Regions from separate parts of the Homo sapiens genome. Here region 1 is linked to region 2. A link is a contact called in ENCODE Hi-C or POLR2A ChIA-PET data. All regions are on one chromosome and are shown on one strand. The core of a region is the stretch at or near the end of the contact, and the rest is flanking DNA. Distances in the headings are between cores, read along the strand shown. Region 1 overlaps TGIF2 (TGFB induced factor homeobox 2). Region 2 has its middle 9.2 kb from the start of ID1.

What was found. Hi-C counts contacts between places; a loop is a spot of excess contacts on that map. ChIA-PET counts read pairs that join two places held with the same protein, here RNA polymerase II (POLR2A). Pooled maps may share reads with other maps.
Region 1: a pooled map shows a loop between it and region 2 (2.8-fold over the local background). The contact joins two enhancer-like sites. A Hi-C loop is called at or near these places in 1 of 50 pooled maps. POLR2A ChIA-PET finds 5 or more read pairs at or near these places in 2 of 52 experiments (HCT116 and WTC11).

What each region holds. Positions count from the first base shown.
Region 1 is chr20:36,581,056-36,583,755 of GRCh38, reverse strand. The region is part of intron 2 of TGIF2 (TGFB induced factor homeobox 2); the gene reads right to left. All of the region lies in intron 2 of TGIF2-RAB5IF (TGIF2-RAB5IF readthrough), which reads right to left. Among named protein-coding and RNA genes, the nearest start is that of TGIF2-RAB5IF, 7.9 kb to the right of the region's middle. Within about 2 kb of position 1,260, at least 2 of the 41 ENCODE cell types and tissues checked have a DNase peak (open chromatin) inside an H3K27ac peak, as active enhancers do.
Region 2 is chr20:31,594,760-31,597,490 of GRCh38, reverse strand. No RefSeq gene overlaps it. Among named protein-coding and RNA genes, the nearest start is that of ID1, 9.2 kb to the left of the region's middle. RefSeq lists enhancers at 1-231, 997-1,762, 1,763-2,527, 2,528-2,731 and a silencer at 1,531-1,825. Within about 2 kb of position 1,255, at least 28 of the 41 ENCODE cell types and tissues checked have a DNase peak (open chromatin) inside an H3K27ac peak, as active enhancers do.

The DNA.
Region 1 (2,700 bases), core at 11-2,510, 5.0 Mb before region 2:
CTGGTTAATTTTTGTATTTTTAGTAGAGACGGGGTTTCGCCATGTTGGCCAGGCTGGCCTCAAACTCCTGACCTCAGGTGACCCACCCGCCTCAACCTCCCAAAGTGCTGGGATTATAGGCATGAGCCACTGCGCCCAGCCTAATTTTTTTTATTTTTAGTAGGACAAGGTTTCACCAAGTTGGCCAGGTAGGTCTCCAACTCCTTACCTCAGGTAATCCACCCGCCTTGGCCTCCCAAAGTGCTGGGATTACAGGCATAAGCCACAGTGCCCAGCCTTTTTTTTTTTTTTCTTTTTAGAGATAGGGTCTTGCTCTGTCACCTAGGCTGGAGGGCAGTGGCATGATCATAGCTCACTGTAGCCTTGAACTCCTGGGCTCAAGAAAGTCTCCCATCCTAGCCTCCCAAAGTGCTGGGATTACAGGTATGAGTTACCCTGCCAGACCACTGAAGGTTTTTTTTGTTTGTTTGTTTGTTTTTTTTTTTTGAGACAGTTTTGCTGTTGCCCAGGCTGGAGTGCAGTGGTGCGATCTCACTGCAGTCTCGTCCTCCTGGTTCAAGTGACTCTTGTACCTTAGCCTCCTGAGTAGCAGGGGTTACAGGCATGTACCACCATGCCCGGCTATTTTTGTATTTTTAGTATTGAAGAAGTTAACCATGTTAACCAGGCTGGCCTCAAAACACCTGGCCTGGCCTCAAGCGAACTGCCTGCCTCAGCCTCCCAAAGTGCTGGAATTACAGGCACGAACCACCATGCCTGGCCTGAAGGGTTTTAAGTTGGGGAGTGATAAATGATTGTGATCAGATAATGATGGTTTAGATGAGGGTAGGAAAGAAGCCAAAACCCTGAAATATTTAAGGGGTATTTGTACAGGAGCTGGTAATTGACCAAATGAGCTGAGGGCAATGAACTAACTGGGAGGAGTTACCAGACAGGTGTGCAGCTGGGGCTGACATGGGATTCATGGTCAGTTTCCATCAAGGAGGGCTGGGTGGTCCCCACTGCTCTTAACTCTCGGCATGACTCTAGAGCAGGTGGCCACCACGGGTCCCCTCCCTCCAGGGGATGCCCAGTTTCCTTTCCTTACATTTACATTTCTCCAGGTGGGACCTGTGGATGTGTCACCTTGAGGGGTTCGCCAGTTCTCTAGAAGGATGTTTGGCTTTGGGTTTCCATTTTCATCACCAGTAGGAGCATCGGGGCCTAAGACCATCCAGATCTACTCTGCTGAGTCTGTGCCTTTGCCACACCACATCCTGCAGTGCAGTCAGCAAAGCACCACCCACCATTTTCAGTTAACACAGTCAGGTGGAATGTCACGGTTTTTACATTTATCTACTTTGGAAACAGTTTGATTTTAAGGTTAGGTATAAGAACAAAAGCAAAAAGAAGTGGTTTTTTTTTTATATATATACCCAGTTTTATGTTTTACCTAAGTGATATGATAAAAATGATTCAGGTTAACATCTTGCGGGGAGATGGGTCCATGAAAAATGTTTTCTTTATTTTTTTATTTTTTGAGACCGAGTTTCGCTCTTGTGGCCCAGGTGGAGTGTAATGGCATGATCTTGGCTCACCGCAACCTCCGCCTCCCGGGTTCAAAAGTGATTCTCCTGCCTCAGCCTCCTGAGTAGCTGAGAGTACAGGCATGAGCCACCACGTCTGGCTAACTTTGTATTTTTAGGAGAGATGGGGTTTCACCATGTTGGTCAGGCTGGTCTTGAACTCCTGACCTCAGGTGATCCGCCCGCATCGGCCTCGCAAAGTATTGGGATTACAGGCATGAGCCACCATTCCCGGCCGAAAAATGTTTTCTTTAAAAAGATGGGCCAGGCATGGTGGCTCACGCCTGTAATCCCAGCACTTTGGGAGGCTGAGGTGGACGGATTACTTGAGGCCAGGAGTACAAGACCAGCCTGGCTAGCATAGTGAAGCCCTGTCTCTACTTAAAATACAAAAATTAGCTGGGCGTAGGGGCATGCACCTGTAATCCCAGCTACTCAGGAGGCTGAGGCAGGAGAATCACTTGAACCCGGGAGGCAGAGGTTGCAGTGAGCTGACATCGCACCACTGCACTTCCAGCCTGGGTGACAGAGCAAGACTCCATCACACACACACACACAGATAAATAAATAAAAGGAGTTAGTATATTTCTCAGGTTTGAGAAAGTGTCCCTGACAAAAAGTAATTCCAATAGAGTGTGACAAGTGGTTTGACAGGACAGGGTGAGGTGCACTGGGAATATAAGCAGCAGCCCCAAACCTAGGCTGTAGATCAGTTTGGACTCTATCCTGAGGGCAGTAGAGTCCAGGAGTGCCTGGCCCTATCAGATTTGGGCTTTTGTGTTCAAAATAATGGATTAAATGAACAAGGCTGAAGGCTGAAGGCTGAAGGCAGGGAGACCCGCAAAGAGGCTGTCCAGACACTCCTCGAGGGTAAGAATGTGTCTGGAGCCTCTCTCAGATCCCAACTCTGCACAGCTCCATGCTGAGGAGGTACACTGTGAGATGCCACGCACTGCTGGGCACCCAGGATCAGCCAAAGACTTTGTGCCTTAGGCAGAGATGAAGCTGAAAACAGTAGAAACACCCACTGTATGCCAAACACTGACCAGTAGGTGTTTTTTTTGAGACCGAGTCTTGTTCTTGTTGCCCAGGCTGGAGTGCAATGCCACCATCTCGGCTCACCGCAACCTCCGCC
Region 2 (2,731 bases), core at 6-2,505:
AGTTCGGAGGGCTCCTTAAATGAACCCCCATATTCCCAACCCAGCATTCATGGTCATAGTCTCTCAGGAAGCCCTTTTCACATACCTGGCACATCTGATTTCACAACTGCTCCCTGGAGCTGGTGCAGCTGTATTATTGTAATGCCCCATTTCACAGATGGGAATATTGAGCCCCAGAGAGAAAAAGGGACCAGCCCTTCACTGCCTCCAGTCCTGGCTGTGCCATTGACAAACTGGGCCTCAGTTTCCTCATCCATAAATTGGAGCTAATGCTCATCCCTCTTCGTAGGGTGGTTGTGAGAGTGAAATGAGCCATACCAGGAGCCAACTGCAGCACCTGGTGATAAAAGGGAGTGCACTTTCCTTAGGATTTTTCTGTCACCACACCTCCTTCTCTGCCTTCCAGGGTGCCTCCTCTGGCCTCCAGAGCTCCAGGCAAATGGCTTACATTTACTAAGAGTTTCCTCAATGCCAGGCCTGGTTCTAAAGCATTAATTGTGTGCTTAGAAGGGAAGGGACCACGGAGGTCCTGTTCCCTGCTGTCACGCAGAGCCTCATGCAGCACCTGGCATGTGGGAAGTGCTCAACGAATATTTGTTGAATTAGAAATAAACAGCCTGGGAGCACTTTGGGAGGCTGAGGTGGGTGGTTCACCTGAGGTCAAGAGTTTGAGACCAGCCTGGCCAACATGGTGAAACCCCATCTCCACTAAAAATATGAAAAAATTAGCCAGGCCTGGTGGCGGGAGCCTGTAGTCCCAGCTACTACAGCTACTAGGGAGGCTGAGGCAGGAGAATCGCTCGAACCCGGGAGGCAGAGGTTGCAGTGAGCTGAGATGGTGCCACTGCATTCCAGCCTGGGCAACAGAGTGAGACTGCGTCTCAAAAAATTAAAAAAAAAAAAAAAAAAAAAAAAAAAAAAAGAACAGCCTGTGGAACTGTGGTAGTAATATCATGTCCCCTTCACAGCTGAGGCCATGAGACCCAGAGAGGTTGAGTGACTTGTTTCAGATCACAAAGCTGGGAGGTGGCATTGAACCCAGGCACTCTGTCCTGAGGCAGGGGCTGTGTGGGGCTGCAGGGGGCCGTGTGCCTGGACGTCTACAGTGCACAGTTCCTCCTCGTTGACGCACTGTTCTCGTCCAGAGTGTTCTCCACTGCCCCTCCTAGGAGTCTTGGCCTTGTAGGCTCCAGGACGGTCCTGCCCTGTGCCACGTGACCCACTCTGGCCCTGGCTCGGCAGCTGCTCCCCAGATGTGCCCACAGTGCAATCTTCCAGCCGCCAGGCCGGCGCCTCTGGGCTGGGACTGCCGGAGCTGTGGGGGAGAGACCTTTGGCTCTGGCTGTCCCCACACCCCCAACCCTTGTAACAGGAGACTACAGGCCCCCCCACTACCACCAGAACCAGCACATCTCACGGAGAATAAGATCCAAACTCCTCCCCTGCCCACTACCCAACTGGGCCCCTTCCCTTTCTCTCACCAGCCCAGAGGCCTCCCTCCTTAAACTATTAATAGCTCTGTCCTGCCTCAGGGCCCTTGCCCTTGCTGTTACTTGTTCCTAGAACACTGATCAGCCCCAGGTCTTTGCCAGACTCCTCATTCTTCAAGTCTCAGGTCAAATGTCGCCTCCCCAGAGGCCTTCTCAGATCCCCCTAGGCTACTTTCTTTTACATTCTCCTGCTCTTATTCACTGAATTCATTACCATCAGAAATGATCTTTGTTTTCTTGTGTATTTGCCATTCCTTGCCTCCTCCTCCCTGCCCAGGCTATGGGCTCTAAGAGAGCAGGAACCACGGCTCCTTTGGTCACTGCTGTGTCCCAGAGCTGAACTAGGGCCTGGCCCAGAGAAGGTAAGCAACTTGCTCAAGGTCACACAGCGTACTACTTGAAATACAGTAATGTTTAGAGTAGTGTCCTTTGAAGAATAAATTGTTGCCTTATGGTTCAGTGTACTCCTGTGCAAAATGGGTACAAAATATGAACTTAACCTGCAGAGTTATGACACTTCTGCACTTAGCACATGGTAAGCATTCAGAAATGGAAACCACAATAGACCGTTTTGTTTCCATTCTGGGGTGTCATTTTTCCATCCCCCAAACCCGGCAGGAGGCTGTGGGTGGGCACATAAAGGGTGTGGGGCTTCAGGCTCTCTCCCTTTTAATAGGAATGAAACCCCTCAGTTTTCTCATCCACAAAATGGGGACTGTCCCCAGGCCCTCCCTCCTAAGGATTCTGTGCTGTGCCCCTGGGTTGTTTCAGGGAGTGTGGGGGTCCAGGCCTGTGTCCACCTTTCACCTCCCATCCTGTTTTCCAGAGAGGCCCCAGAACAATGGACGGGAGGCTGGAGCCTACCAGTCTGGGCCCCTCCCAAGTCCCCTGCCGATGGAGGGGGGTGGGGTTTTCCTGTGGCTGGACAAAGGGCCATTGCTGCCCAGGGTCTCCAGCAGCCAAAGGCAAGGGCAGAGCCAAGGCTCAGGGAGCTCCCATCTTAGGTTACTCAGCATAGGCCAAACCTGCAGGGTTACACAAACACACTGCTTCGCACACCCACAGAGCAATATACAAATGCACACACCCACACGCCCAACGTGGCATTTATATGTACGACTGACACAACAGACAAACCCAACAGCCACACACCAATAGACACAACCTGCCAAATGCACAACGCACAACAGTACACCATAATATACAACCAACACACTGACCTCCGCGCACACTACCGAAAC